Regions from separate parts of the Homo sapiens genome. Here all the other regions are linked to region 2. A link is a contact called in ENCODE Hi-C or POLR2A ChIA-PET data. All regions are on one chromosome and are shown on one strand. The core of a region is the stretch at or near the end of the contact, and the rest is flanking DNA. Distances in the headings are between cores, read along the strand shown.

Evidence for each region. Hi-C counts contacts between places; a loop is a spot of excess contacts on that map. ChIA-PET counts read pairs that join two places held with the same protein, here RNA polymerase II (POLR2A). Pooled maps may share reads with other maps.
Region 1: a loop to region 2 is called in a map of B cell, with 12 times the contacts of the local background. The contact joins the promoter of SMIM10L2A here to the promoter of MMGT1 in region 2. A Hi-C loop is called at or near these places in 4 of 168 maps with a recorded cell type or tissue (B cell, CD4-positive, alpha-beta T cell, CD8-positive, alpha-beta T cell and 1 more), 2 of 37 single-sample maps with no recorded cell type and 14 of 50 pooled maps. POLR2A ChIA-PET finds 5 or more read pairs at or near these places in 1 of 52 experiments (A549).
Region 3: a pooled map shows a loop between it and region 2 (3-fold over the local background). The contact joins the enhancer-like site here to the promoter of MMGT1 in region 2. A Hi-C loop is called at or near these places in 6 of 50 pooled maps.

What each region holds. Positions count from the first base shown.
Region 1 is chrX:135,418,573-135,423,372 of GRCh38, reverse strand. It overlaps SMIM10L2A (small integral membrane protein 10 like 2A), which reads right to left and starts at 1,429. Exons shown (of 2, transcript NM_203306.3): 1 at 643-1,429. The coding sequence starts at 1,241. The coding sequence ends at 1,005. RefSeq lists a silencer at 1,139-1,368.
Region 2 is chrX:135,971,750-135,976,293 of GRCh38, reverse strand. MMGT1 (membrane magnesium transporter 1) reads left to right here and starts at 2,306. Exons shown (of 4, transcript NM_173470.3): 1 at 2,306-2,697. The coding sequence starts at 2,619. It also overlaps a transcript of SLC9A6 not described here. RefSeq lists a silencer at 2,108-2,217 and an enhancer at 2,228-2,757.
Region 3 is chrX:136,689,789-136,694,646 of GRCh38, reverse strand. ARHGEF6 (Rac/Cdc42 guanine nucleotide exchange factor 6) reads left to right here. Exons shown (of 22, transcript NM_004840.3): 10 at 3,899-4,037. Among named protein-coding and RNA genes, the nearest start is that of CD40LG, 44 kb to the right of the region's middle. Within about 2 kb of position 3,431, at least 6 of the 41 ENCODE cell types and tissues checked have a DNase peak (open chromatin) inside an H3K27ac peak, as active enhancers do.

The DNA.
Region 1 (4,800 bases), core at 180-2,679, 550 kb after region 2:
GGCTGACATGGCAGAAGAGCAAGACTAGGGGAGGGGACGGTAGGAATGCGTCTCTCCCACTCTTCCCTGTCTCCAAATGCAGAGCTTGGGGGGTGCCCTCATGTAGGGGTAGGGGAACATAAGGGACAGCAGGAGCAGGCAGAGACCAGTCCTCTGGCCCCAAAGACAGGGCAGGAGGCAGTTTTGCCAAGGGCTGTGCAGGAGCTGCAGAGAGACCCAGGGCTGAGGGCTGAGAACAGATATGGGGCTCAACCTAGAAGAGAACCGTCCTCCCTATGCCCACCGACTGGTGGGGAAGAGAAGGGTGGGGGCATCGTTGCTCCTCTAGGGCCTTCCGGGGCCGCCCCCAGCCCATTACCCTCCATTCCTCAGGGTTCAGGGGACACCCTGGGGGCCTCTGCAGAAAGGGAGGCAGGCACTGGGGCGTGGGCGGGAGGGGGCCGCCCCTCACCCTATCCTGCAATCATGACTGGGGAGGAGGGGAGAGCCTGCGGCTGCCTTTCCTTTCCCCACCTGGGCTCCACAGCTCTTCTGGCTGGTTTGCCCCGGTGCCTTCCATACTTCCCCCTGACCGCCAACACGCCCTGACATCTGAAGGGCAGAGCCACCGCCCCTCTCCCATTCCAACCTGTCGCCTCCTACCTTTCTGCTCCGGGCCTGGAAAGTCAAGTCGCCGCAGCAGAATTCCCTCCTTCTGGTTTCCCCCTCTTTGGCCAATATGAGGCAACAGGTCGGCCGAGCCCAGGTAGTTTCTGGAGCCCGATGGCAGGGGCCCATTCAGTGCGTTTCTGCGCGATCCAGGGCCCCCGGGCTGAGACCGCAGCCGGGGCCAGGGCTGGGCCGTCGTGCCCTGGCGGCGTAGGTCTAGAGTCCAGGGGTCCGAGCCGCCCCGCCTCCGCCCCCCGCCGCGGCCCAGCTTTCCTTCATGCCGGCGACCCGGCCGGGGGCGGGCGGGGACACGGGCGCCCCTTCAGCCGGGCCTTCGCCGCCGCCGCCGCCGGCGCTCACTCGATCCGCACCTGCAGGCGGACGTTAAGCATCACCGAGGCCACGATGTAGAAGTAGGGGAAGTTCATGCGCAGCCGCCAGGCCAGGTCGAAGAAGGTGAGCAGCGTGCGCGTGAGCCCCTTGCAGAAGGCGCCGTACGAGCCTCGGGCCGCAGCTGAGCGCGACAGCCGCACCGCCAGGCCAGACAGGGCCGCCGCAGCCGCCGCTGCAGACAGAGCCGCCGACGCCGCCATGGGCCCGGGCCCCGCGCAGGCCCCGCCGACCGACTGACCCGCTCGAGCGCGAGCCTCAGGGCGGTGGGACCCGAGCACTAGTGCACCCAGCGGGTCGCCCAGAGCCGCGGCCGCCCCGCCCCCGTGTTCCCAAGGCCGAGCGGGGCTCAGGCGGCCGCTGCCTCGGCCCCACCTCCACGATCCCGCACACGCCGCCCCCTCCACACCTCCTCACTGCGGGGGGCCACCCCCCCGAACCCCCACCCCGAACCCCCCCAGGCCAGCATAGGTCCGCCGCTGGCTTAGCCACGCCCCCAACCGGGAGCCGCAGAGAGGCCGTCAGCGCTGCGACCCCGCCTGCTCGACGTGCCCCGCAGGCTCAGCTCCGCCCACTGCCCCGTCCCGCCCACACAGCCCCGCCTCTTTCCGGGCGCCTCCGGAGGCTGGAGTGGATTGAAGGGCGGAGCTGCCAGGGATCGCTTTGAGACCATTTCCCAGGGTGGAGCGGCAGTGGAGGAGGACAATCTGGGCCGCTACGCTGATTCTGTATAGAAAGCACGTGCAGAAGCCTCTGCCTGTTCATATCACCTCCCTTCTCCCACGGTCTCCCCTGAAAACTGGCCAGCCAAGCCATTATATCTTTCTTTAATTCGCATGGTGCAGTAACTGCGCTACAGAGTGCCATCAAGCCCACATGCGTGCATTTTTCCCTTTCTGGTATATTTGCTGGTCACGTATATCTCTTTATTGGCGAATTTCCCCATTGTCCTTCCCTTTCTAAGCACTCTTCTTAATCCATTGTTTGCCATGGTGGTTGCACAAGGTCGTCTTGGGTTTTCATTTGCTCTTGTTTATGGCCTTTTTGTTTGTTTGTTGCCAGTGTGCTTAAAAGCCCTTTCGTGGTTTCATTCAATCTTTATTAAACGTAAACCAGTCAAAACCCAGTAGCGTTTTTTCAGACTGTTTTAATGATGTGGGGAAATGCTCTCACTTCGTTATGGTCATGACTTTTGAAAAACTGTCGGCAAGAAAGAAGTAGGTTCACCCAACCCCATCCCAGTTTTCACAACAAAGGTTGACGTGGGTATTTAAGAACTCTCAAAATACCTGTTCACCGTCACGCCTGATCATCTCTATGGTATCCCACGTAACTGAGGAACGCAGCGGATCCATTTACACTGATTGAGCAATTGTCCTACCTACATGATCAAGAAAAAAAAAATCCAGTTCCAGAATCACTGGATTCTGGTTATTGTGTGGACATCACGATTTTATCAACAACGCAACACATCCATGCATGGGTATACATGCATCAAAAAAAAAAATGCCAGGGCAGGAGGCTGGGCGTGGTTTTTCTTTTCTTTCTTTTTCTCTTTTCTATTCTTTTTTTTCTTTTTTTTTCTTTTCTTTTTTTTTTTTTTTGAGACTAAGTCTCACTCTGTCTTCCACGCTGATGATCTCAGCTCACTGCTGTCTCTGCCTCCCAGGTTCAAGCGATTCTCTTGCCTCAGCCTCCTAAGTAGCTGGGACTACAGGCACGCGACACCACGCCTGGCTAATTTTTGTATTTTTAGTATTTTTAATAGAGATAGGGTTCACCATGTTGGCCAAGCTGATCTGGAACTCCTGATCTCAGGTTATCCGCTTACCTCGGCCTCCCAAATTGCTGGGATTATAGGCGTGCAATCTCGGCATTTTGGGAAGCCAAGATGGGAGGATCACTTAAGGCTGGGCCTGTTTACCAAGGTCCTCGTCTCTACAAAAAAAAATAAAATATATTAGTGGGGTGTGGTAGCATATGCCTGTAGTCCCAGCTACACAGGAGGCTGAAGTGGGAGGATCGCTTGAGCCCAGGAGTTCAATGTTACTGTAAGCTATGATCCTGCCACTGTACGATGGAGTGAGACTGCCTCTACTACAAAAAAGAAAAAGCCAGGGCAGATATATCAAATTGCTCTATATTGTTCTGGTTAAGACAATAGGGAGACTTAAACTTTTTACTTCGCTCTATATGTCTGTATGTCCAAATGTATGTCTGTACATATTCCTTGTATAATACAATGAAAAAAATTAGTAATATTTGAAAAAGAAAGGGCCATAGAAATATAGACTTAAGGCACATAGAAACCCATTGTTCCAGACTGGCTAGAACCCCATTCATTTGCAGACCCTGTTGCTTCCAGCCATTTCTGAAACCTCTCCTTGGCCTCATCTCATTTATTTTTTAACATTTTGTTTGTAAATAATTATAGACTCACAGGAAATTTCAAAAATAGTACCAAAAAAGACCTTGTGCCTTTTATCCAGCTTCCCTCAACAGTAACATTTTTTGTTGATGTAATATAACATCAAAATCAAGAATTGAAATTGATACATTACTGTTTACCAGACTGCAGGCCTGATTTCACTTGGAATATTTTTTTAAACCTGCATTAATGTGTGGGTGTGCACACATATAGTCCTAACAATTTTACACCATCTAAAGATTTGTGTAACCACAACTACAATGAAGATACAAAAGTATTCCATTACCCAAAAAAAACCTCCTTTGGGTTACCTCTTTGCACTCACATTCAGCCACTCTGCACATATTATGTTAGATTTATTTCATCCTCTTTGCAGTGACTGCTAGTGGTATTGTGAGTTTGATTACATGTCAAACATTTGGTTTCCATGTGTTCATTGTTAATATATAGAACTGCAACTAATATTTTAATTACATTATTAATCTTGAGATAATTGTAGATTTACATGCAATTTTAGGAAAAAATACAGAGAGATCCCATGTTCCCTTTAACCAGTTCCACTGGTTAATATCTTTCAAAACTACAGTACAATATCATAATCAGGATGTTGATATTGACACAATCCATCTATCCTATTCAGAATTCCCTCAAGCTGCCCTTTTTTGACCAAATCTGCTTCCATCCTGCTCTCCCTCCTTAATGACTGGCAACCACTAATGTGTTGTCTATTTCTATAATTTTATCATTTCAAGAATGTTAAACAAATGGAATGATACAACATTGTAACCTTTGGGAATTGACATTTTTCACTCAATATCATTCTCTAGAGAATCATCCAAGTTGTTGGGGGTGTGAAGTGTCAATAGTTCTTTATTTCTTTTTGCTGCTGAGTAGTACTCCTTGGTGTAGTTGTACCACAGTTTGTCTAACCATTCACCCAGAGTATTCCCAGTTTTGGCTATTAGAAATAAAGCTGCTATGAATATTAATTTACAGCTTATTGCGTGAAGATAAATGCCCATTTCTCTGGGATAAATGTCTAAGTGTGATTGCTAGGTCATAAGGTGCATGTTAGGTTTTGTAAGACTCTACCAAACTGTTTCCTGAGTGGCTCTAGCATTTTATATTCCCACCAGTAATTTATGAGTGTGTTGATTCTCTGCATCCTTGCCAGCATTTGGTGTTATCACTATTTTTTATTTTAAACATTTTGATAGGCGTATAGTGATATATGATTCGGCAAATACCAATAATGAAGGTGAAAAATCATTTTATGTGCTTATTTTCCATCTGTTTATCCTTTTTGGTAAAATGTTTTTTGCCATTTTCTAGTT
Region 2 (4,544 bases), core at 1,057-3,556:
ACCTTATTACCTCCCAGGGGCGGAGAAGGAAGCACTTTCCTGTCAACTACAGAGAGATTATCTCCTGGTTCTTCCTGATTGTATAAATAGAACTACATTTGTAAGGAATGCATTATACTGCACTTGACATCCATCAAGTATTGTGTAAAATTCTGGCTTAGAGGTGAAGAAATTGGAAAGGGCCCAGAAAAGAATAATGAACATGACTAAAGGTTTGGAAAATGAGATCCAGGACAAAAATTATATAAGTAAAGTTGAGGAAATATGATTAATTTTAGATGTCTTCTTCTACTTTTTTTTTTTTTTTTTTTTGGTTAGAGAAAGGGTCTCGCTCTGTCACTCAGCCTGTAGTGCAGTGGCATAATCATGGCTCACTGTAGCCTTGAACTCCTGGGATCAAGCAATCCTCCTTCTTTAGCTTCCCAAGTAGCTAGGACTACAAGCATGTGCTACTATGCCCAGCTAATGAGATGTCTTATTTGTTTTTCCAGCTTTGAGGAAGCTCAAGCATATCAGAAAATGTTTACAATCAAAAGGTTGTCAAAATGTGAGAGTACATGCAAGTCCATGGGGATTTTTGAGCCCAATTCAAAAGATTGGAAGGACTCTCTGTAGAGATCCTTTCAAATAGGGATACTGTCCCAATTATTTTCCGGAATTCATTTGTCATTCAACAAGCACTTATTGAATGCTTATCACATGACAGTCAAAGTTTTAGGTACAGAGAAATCTCTGTTCTCTCAGAGCTTACATTCCAGTGGGGAAAGACAGACAGTAAACAGTAACACAACAAACATAAATAGTTAAATTATATAGTATGTTAGAAGGTGATATAAAAAGTAGAACAGAATAAGGGGATCAGGAATAGGAATTTTGCACATTTAAAAGGGGTGGTCAGGATAGGACGCATCTTTGAGCAAAAGCAAATTGATGCAACTAAAACGTAGAATTCTGATTGGGTTAAAGGAAAAGAATGGTGATCATACTTTGCATTTACCTTGTGATATGCAGTTTACAAAGCTTTGCCACTCAGTCAGGGGTCACTGGAGGAACTGGTGCAGAATTTGGAAAAAAAGGATGAATTCCATTTTAGCCATATTACGTTTTAAGTGCCACAGGAAATAAATGCCTATCTGGTAGTCAGAAATGCAGCCCTGGAGCTAAGGAGAGATATTTGTGATAGAGATGTCGATTTGGAATCACTGTAATACCTTTGCTGGCTGAAGCGGTGGGAATGAATGGGTGAGCTCCCCAGGGGACAGCAGAGTGATGAGGTCAAGGGGAGAAGCTCACTATTAAATGTCTACATTTCAGGAGATGAAGACAAAGAAAAATGGGCAGAGGAGTATACATTTTACCCGGATCAGAGATAGAGACAAGGCAAGAAGGCTGCGTTATTAGCATTTTAAAATTTCCTCTTTCATTTCTTCCTTAATGTAAGCTGGTTCTTTTCACGACAAAACACTCCCCCCGCGCTACACCTCTTTTTGCGCGAATCTTTCTCCAGGACCTTAAAATGGTTTACTGAGCACTTCCCGCGAGCCAAGTATTTGGGGTTCCAGATCCTGGGATTTTGTCCTGACACTGCCTCCTCGTTTTAACACCCTTGCCTCCTTCTGCAGTGCCAGTTTCCAGGGAGCTGAAGCACAGGAAAGGCCTACAGAAAACAAAAGGCACAGTTTCACAAAAAGCCAAAACCAACCAACCCACAAAACACAACTGTCAGGGGTCTATATCCAGCACCTACCGCCTTTCCCCAACGCCCCCAGCCCCGCCCCTCGGCCCCACCTCCTCCCGCCCCTCGGCCCCACCTCCTCCCCGCCCCCTCGGTCCCACTCCTCCGCGCCCCCTCGGTCCCACCTCCTCCCCGCCCCTCGGTCCCACCTCCTCCCCGCCCCCTCGGCCCTCACCCACTCTCCGTCCCCTCCGCCCCGCCCCCTACGCCCCACCCATCCTCCCGTAGGCCCCGCCCTCGGCCCCACCTCCTCCCCGCCCCTCGGCCCCACCTCCTCCCCGCCCCTCGGCCCCACCTCCTCCCCGCCCCTCGGCCCCACCCATCCTCCCCGCAGGCCCCGCCACTCGACCGCACCCACCAGGGCCCCCCCCCCCCGGCTACGCCCACCCACCCACCCACTGGCCCCGCCCCTCGGCTACACCCACCCTCGTGCGGGCCCCGCGCGTCTTCCCCACCCCGCCCGTCTGCCTACCCCGCCCCTCGCCCCCACACGTTCTCTACGCAGGCCCCCGTCCCTCTGCCCCACCCTGTTCTCGCCACTGGCCCTGCCCCCATTTGCCGGCGCCCTTCCTCTTCGCTTCCCCGTAGCTCCCGCTTTCGCCTCTTCGTTTATGACTCCGTTGGGCTCCGGCCCTCCTAGAGAGGCCTCCATAGCGCAGGTTCGTGGGTTCTCGCGGACCTTTTTCCGTGTAGCTTTCTGCTTCTTCCCGGCATTCCTGTTTCCGTTTTCTCACAGCCCTCTGGCTTTTCCACCACTGAGACACTTTGCGCTCAGGACTTCAGTGACGTCATCTTTCTGCGGCGCGCGGACACCCGCCGGTGGAAGAAGAAACAGCTCCGCCGTCCTTCGCTTCTTTTGCTGGGCTGCTGCTCCTTCGGCATCATGGCGCCGTCGCTGTGGAAGGGGCTGGTGGGCATCGGTCTCTTTGCCCTAGCCCACGCCGCCTTTTCCGCTGCGCAGCGTAAGTGCCTGGGGCACGGGGACCGCTTCGGTGTGGAACCCTAGGGGCGGTGTGTGGGCGCACTTCTAAGGGACCATCGGACCGAGTGTCAGATTAATGGTCCTTTGAGACCTTACAGTTTGGGGTGACTAAGAAAATCAGTGCAGGAGTTCCCAGTGGAAGGTTCGGAGTTTGAATTTGGAGAGAGTGTGGCACCTGAAATTGCAGGAAGGTTGGAAGGAGGTGTCTGGGAGAGGGTTCAGAATAGGAGTCTCCAGGAATCCAGGACAAGTGATGTCAGATCCAGCATGGGGCAGATCAGGCACAGTTGTGAGATTGAGGACTCTGGTTGCTCATGGTCCCACGACAACCAAGTGGACAACATCTTGGGCACTCTTGGGCTGTCCAGGCAGAGACTGAGTAGTTAAGTGACCGATTGCCTCAGGGAGGCACTGTGGTACAGGAGAAAGAGCACTGGACTGGGAGTCTAAAGGACTGGTTGTTAAAAACTTGCATTACCGCTACATCTGTGTGACGTTGGGCAAAAGATTTGTGCTACACTGCGTTATGAAATTCAGTTTTGGGTCGCTGTTTGAAATTGCGCTGTGTTTAGGTGCTAGAGATACAGTGATGCCCTGAGCCAGTTCAAAGTCTAAAGGAAAACAAGTGGATCAAGAAGTAGTTACAATAAAGTGATATGCTAAAAGTATATAAGGATGCATGGAAGCAGGGACAGTCATATTTTGGGGGAACTGGGAGGTTAAGGAAAGTATCCTAGATCCTTGCTGCTTACAGTGTGATCAACAGACCAGCATCATGAGCACCACCTGGCAGGTAATTAGAAGATACTCAGGCCAGACCTGTTCAATCAGAATCTGGGTTTTAATAAGATCCCAGGGTGATTTGTATGCGCATTAGTTTGAGAAACACTGTCCTGGAAGAGATTAGGATACACTGGAGTACTGTGTCATTTTCTACAGTAAGCTTTAACTGTAGAATTATATGATTGTGGGGCGAGAAGGGCCTTTGGAGTTCACTGAAGTCCAACCCCTTCATTTTACAGATGAGGAAATTCCTGGTTAAAGGTAGTGTTAGAAGCAGGCGAGGCTTCATGCAAACTAGCAAGCTAGCTAGGAATTGAACCAGATAGGAGATTAGTCAAAATCGATTTTTGGTGTTGGTTTGATGTTTCTTTTACACTTGTCTTTATGACAGAGCTGTAGGTTAAAACTTAAGAAATGTCTCTAAACACATTCTTCTTCAAGAGTCAATACACATGCACTCAAAAACAGTTTGAATTATTTAGTCCAAAGTACGTTATTAAATAGGGATTGTCCTAGGTTCATCTAGAATTAAGATTTTTGTATTTTATGTTTTGGGTGATGAGAATGCCTTGTGGATTTGCCACTGCAGTGAGACCTCTTTATATATAATGCTCATGTTAGGGAGAGAGTAATATGTAACTTTAAGACTAAGTGTGTCATGTCAGACTGTAGCAGCAGATAGCACAATGTGGTGCTGTGGCATGCTCATCTTTGCTGTAATGAACTTTGTTACAGTAGGGCACCAGTCATTTACTGTATCTTGTTTAATCCTCACCTCACATTATTCTCATTTTACTGTTGTGGAAATTCAGGTAATGAAAAAAATAGATACTGTATTTCTTTGATTCTAAGACACCCACCATTTTAACACTCTGAACTTGAGATATGTATTATGATCACTGCGGGCTTCTTTAATTAAATGAAATTATAGTAAATTGAAGAGCTGGCACTGATTTAGGCTTACCAGTTTCCAAATCCTGATCCTTTTCTTTTATCCCTTGCTGCCTCCTGAGGTTAAGGCAGCAGCAGCGGAATTATAATTAA
Region 3 (4,858 bases), core at 2,182-4,681, 720 kb before region 2:
GGAGAGGGTTAAATGAGAGATCAGAGAGAAGAGGAGTTGGTGCTAAGACAGATCCGGACCTCACTTCCGTCTCTGCTGTGCTGTGCTTTTGCTCTTGTTAGTTCTCTCCACTCTTTGTTTACCATGGTTGCCAGCAATGAAGACTTTGAGAAACCCCCCAAAAAGTTGTGTACTTGCTCTGGGGGCAGGGAGCACGTAAAAAATTCTGAGCCTAGGTTCTGTTCTTTTCTGTCTTTGAAGGGCCAGAGAAGGGAGCAAGTAAGACTGATCACAAACAAAAAGTGGTAGGGACAAGGCCGGGCGCGGTGGCTCACGCCTGTAATCCCAGCACTTTGGGTGGCCGAGGCAGGTGGATCACTGGAGGTCAGGAGTTCCAGGCCAGCCTGGCCAATATAGTGAAACCCCATCTCTACTAAAAGCACAAAAATTAGCCGGATGTGGTGGTGTGCGTCTGTAGTCCCGGCTACCCAGGAGGCTGAGGCAAGAGAATCGCTTGAACCCTGAAGGTGGAGGTTGCAGTGAGCCAAGATCGCACCACTGCACTTCAGCCTGGGCAACAGAGCAAGACTGTCTCAAAAAAAAAAAAAAAAGGAGTGGGGACAAAAAAAGAAGCAAAAGAAGCACACCACCTAATATCTGGGGCTGGATAAATGAAAAAGAGAAGAAAGGGAACCACTCTACCCAGTGTGAGTGGCACTCTTGAAATTTTCCACTGGCCAGAGGCTGTGGCAGCCAGCTCCTCTTGCCTCACCACCCCTTTTGGACCACAGTGATTTCCCCCGAAGGGCTGGTGGGGTAGTAATTGAGGTGGAGAGGAGGAATCTCTGACCTTCTGCTAGGTAGAGTTATGATCATTCAAATTAGAAACCTATACAAAGATGCCACAGAAGCACTTCTATATGAGATGGCTAAGCTCTGTAGTGTTATTATAGTATACATAGCTTTCTTCAGCTTTCCAGTCCAACCCAGAATATCCCAGAGCCCCATCCACCATGCATTCTATGAAATAAATGTATGTTGTTTTAAACAGCATTTATACACTGAGAACTGCTTCTATTGTATCATGTCACATATACAGAACATTTTAAGCTTGAAAAGCAAGTCTTAATCCACTGCTATTTCAAATGGGCTGTATAAAATTCTACATTTAAAAGACAGATTGTTCTTTGGTATAACAATATATATTTATGTATTATATTTGTGTATAATGATACTAATTTGTGTATTATGTTTATTTGGCTAAATAAAATGTGTCTTTTAGGATCTATTTATCATAGATAAAAGGCATTTTAGGACAATTTTGTTCTTTTGTTGCCCTAGTAAAATTATCTTTTCTGAAGAACCAGTGTTTTAATCCAAGATAGTGATCTCATGTTGTACTGAAATAAATTTAAATTGTTTTATGATGTTTAGCAAGCCTAGAAGTTAGAATGCTGCATGGAAGGTAATAATAAGGTACACATTAGCATTTGCTTTTAATTGCTTTCACTCTTGCATCAATTAGAGTAAAATGTTGAGGATGCGGGCAGTCATTTAGTCACTGAAAGAAAAAATAAAACTTGTTTACTAAATTGAAAAGAAATTAGGAAAATGATTTTCTCCAAATTACATTTCTACTCAAATGCACTCCAAACCCGAGTTATTTCCCTAATTATATTTTATATGCAATGAATTTTTAAACCTCTTTATGCACTTTATGCTCTTGGTTGGCAATTGAACATCAATTGAATTTCCATTAAGTTGGAAACCACAGGTACTGGTAGTTTTTAAAGATGTGATTTTAGCAAGGTATTTGTCTTGGGATAATAATAATAATAATGCATCCACTGACTACTTTAAAGTTTACAAAATCCTGTCCTGCAGAGAGCCAGTATGGCATCCTAAAAAGACCTGAGGCTTTGGCTTCAGACCTGAGTATGAATCCCACTGTAGCCACTTACTATCACCCTTCCTCTCAGTTTTCTCATCTGTAAAATGGGGAGAACACCTATGTTGAAATGTTGTTGTCATTAAACAAGAATGAATGCATGTACAATTCTTAGCATGAAATAGTAGCATTAAAACCCCCAATATTTAATCTTTGCAATTTTATTAGGAAGTAGGTTTTATCTCTCTTATAAGCATGAGTCAGTTGAGGCTCAGGCAACTCATCCAGGGTTGCCAACTCTCTTTTATGACTCCAAGTCTAGGACATTTCCCTCCCTTTGGCTACTTCTGGAACAAGACTACGAAAACTGATAAAAGGATTAGCAGCAGGCTGGGTGCGGTGGTTCATGCCTGTAGTCCCAGCACTTTGGGAGGCCGAGGTGGGAGGATTGCTTGAGCCCAGGAGTTCGACACCAGCCTGGGCAAAATGGCAAAACCCTGTCTCTATAATTTTGTAAAAGTTTTATAAAAGGATTAGCAGCAATTGCTAGATATGACCTCTCATATGTGATCTAGACTCCATTAAGGCAGCCATTCCCAGCCCAACATATGTGCCATACTGCATGACTCAAGGCTGCTGTTGCATTAGCTGAAACTCCATCTTTTCTCTCCTGCTCAGAAAAGCCCACGAAGGGAGAGTGTGGGTGGGGATTGCAGGGATAACCTGCAATCCGCTCTGTTTCCAGCCTCCTAGTACTTTATTACTGATAGCAAGTTTTTTGAACACACTTCACACCTTATAGCAGCACACCACAGTTGGGAACCATGGCATAAGACGTGTTCTAGGGAGAATAAGTAGGTCACTTTGCACTAGGGGTTTCCTGCTGGGGAGTAGTGAGAAAGATGGTGGAGCCAGTAGGAGTTTAAAAAGTTAAGACTTGATCTTGTAGGCACTCAGCCTCTTGGGTAGGAAAGCAGTGAGGCTAAAATGGTAGTCTGTAGGACCTGGAAAAAGCCTGGAAGCCAGGAAAACAGTTGGTCTATTGAAGTGAGCCAGATGGAATGAGCTGAAATCCTGAACTAAGGCAGTGGCAGCAGGAATGGAAAGGAATGAACAGATCCAAGAAGATTTGTGACTGACTGGATATGCATGGCCAACCAAAGAGGTAAAAGGGCCATGTAATAAAGCAGAAGTTTCAACATAAGCTGTCACTTAGGCAGTAGGTTTCCTCCTCTAAGTATATTTTGCTTAAATATGTATCAAAATGATCTTGCAGCCCCAGGACTCAATATCCCTGTTGGTGGAAAGTAAACAGTTTGGAACGGTGCTAAACAGCAGAAAAAGCACTGGCTTAGAATTAGACATTTACAGCACACAGTTCATAAAATATTAATATATTTTTTCACCAAGTTACTGCCTTATGGAAGTGTTTGGTTAACCTGCTTCACTGGTTTTTGATATTGGGCTAAGTGACTTTGTGGTTAGTCATACAAACATGCTGGTATCTAAATGCAGGAAGTGATTCTAGAACATTACAAGTGGGTGATACAACCTTGTGGATTGTTATCTTTAGGCACCTGACCAGCCAATAACTAGGACGTTTGAAGTGATTAAGAAAATCTATTTTTTAAATTATACTTTAAGTTCTGGGTCATCTGATACACTGTATATCTCACGCCCATGAATGTAGGCTCCTTAAGGGTGGGGATTTTTTTTTTTTGTTCACTGCTGTAGCCCCATCAGAGAACAGAGCCTGTCACTTAGTAGATGCTCAATCAGTAATTGTTGAATGTGTGACACCAGGGATCATGAGTGTCTGGCTCACCAAAGGAGCCCTGGTGCTGATTTTACAGAAGGAGCTTAATAAAACCTGATTTAGTTGAGCCAAAACAAATTGAACAGCATTTGGACTAGTAAAACACATTTTTATTTGGCTTTATATTGTGTGAAATACAGTAAAATAATTTTAGGTTGATAATTCTTTACATGAGATATTCAACAGTAACAAAATTATATTTGTTCTTTTGCTAGTGATGAGTTGGAACAATTCATGGAAAATCAAGGTGCATCGAGCCCAGGTATCCTCATTTTAACAACAAACCTCAGCAAACCATTCATGCGACTGGAGAAATATGTTACTCTCTTGCAAGAGTTAGAACGGCATATGGAGGTAAGGGAAGGTGAACTTTTTCAAGCTCGTGTGCCAAGTATGGTCCTGTGCTCTGGAGGACGCAGCCAATTTGCCTCCAAAATGGCCTTGCAGAGGAATCAAGGTCTTGGATTCAAAATTTACTTTATCTGTTCTTCCCTCTTCTCAGGCTTCTAGTTTTCCTTTTTATGCAGCAAAATAAGATCCTTACTCTTTGCTACTAGATATTAATGATCATTCTCCCTTTTCGCTCTTCTCTTCCAAGCCTTGGTCCTGTGGCTTCCCTTAAGTCTATGCTTACTTGCTAACTTGAGTTTTCTTTTGCCCTCTCAGTAGTTTGGTCAAAATCCAACTAAGAAATCTTCTTTGTTTCTGGTATATTAACCAACTTTATTGTGGGAGATAGAGCAAAACAACATCAGAATGTACAAAGAACAAGTTCACTATAGACAGGAATATTTATCTCTAGAATTCTGCCATCATTCAACTTCCTGACTCTGGATAACAGTGGAAGATTCTGGTATTCCTTAAAGACTAATGGATGGATACAATATTAGTGGTATCTCTCTACACATCATGCATGTACATCAGAGTCCCCCCACATTTTTATTTATAAGCCTACAGTTTACTTGCAACTGTTGTAGCATAGCTATAATCTTTTCTAAATTCTAAGATTTTGCAATGAGGCCTGATAATTGAATATTTTTTCACCAAGAACCAAAGGCCTCATGTTATGAAAAACCAATCAGCAGAGCTAGCTCCTTGAGCCATTCTTTTGTGATTGTTCATGGGGGATTTAAGTGTGGGTGGGAGAGGAGGGCCTGCTGGAGGAGGCTGCATTT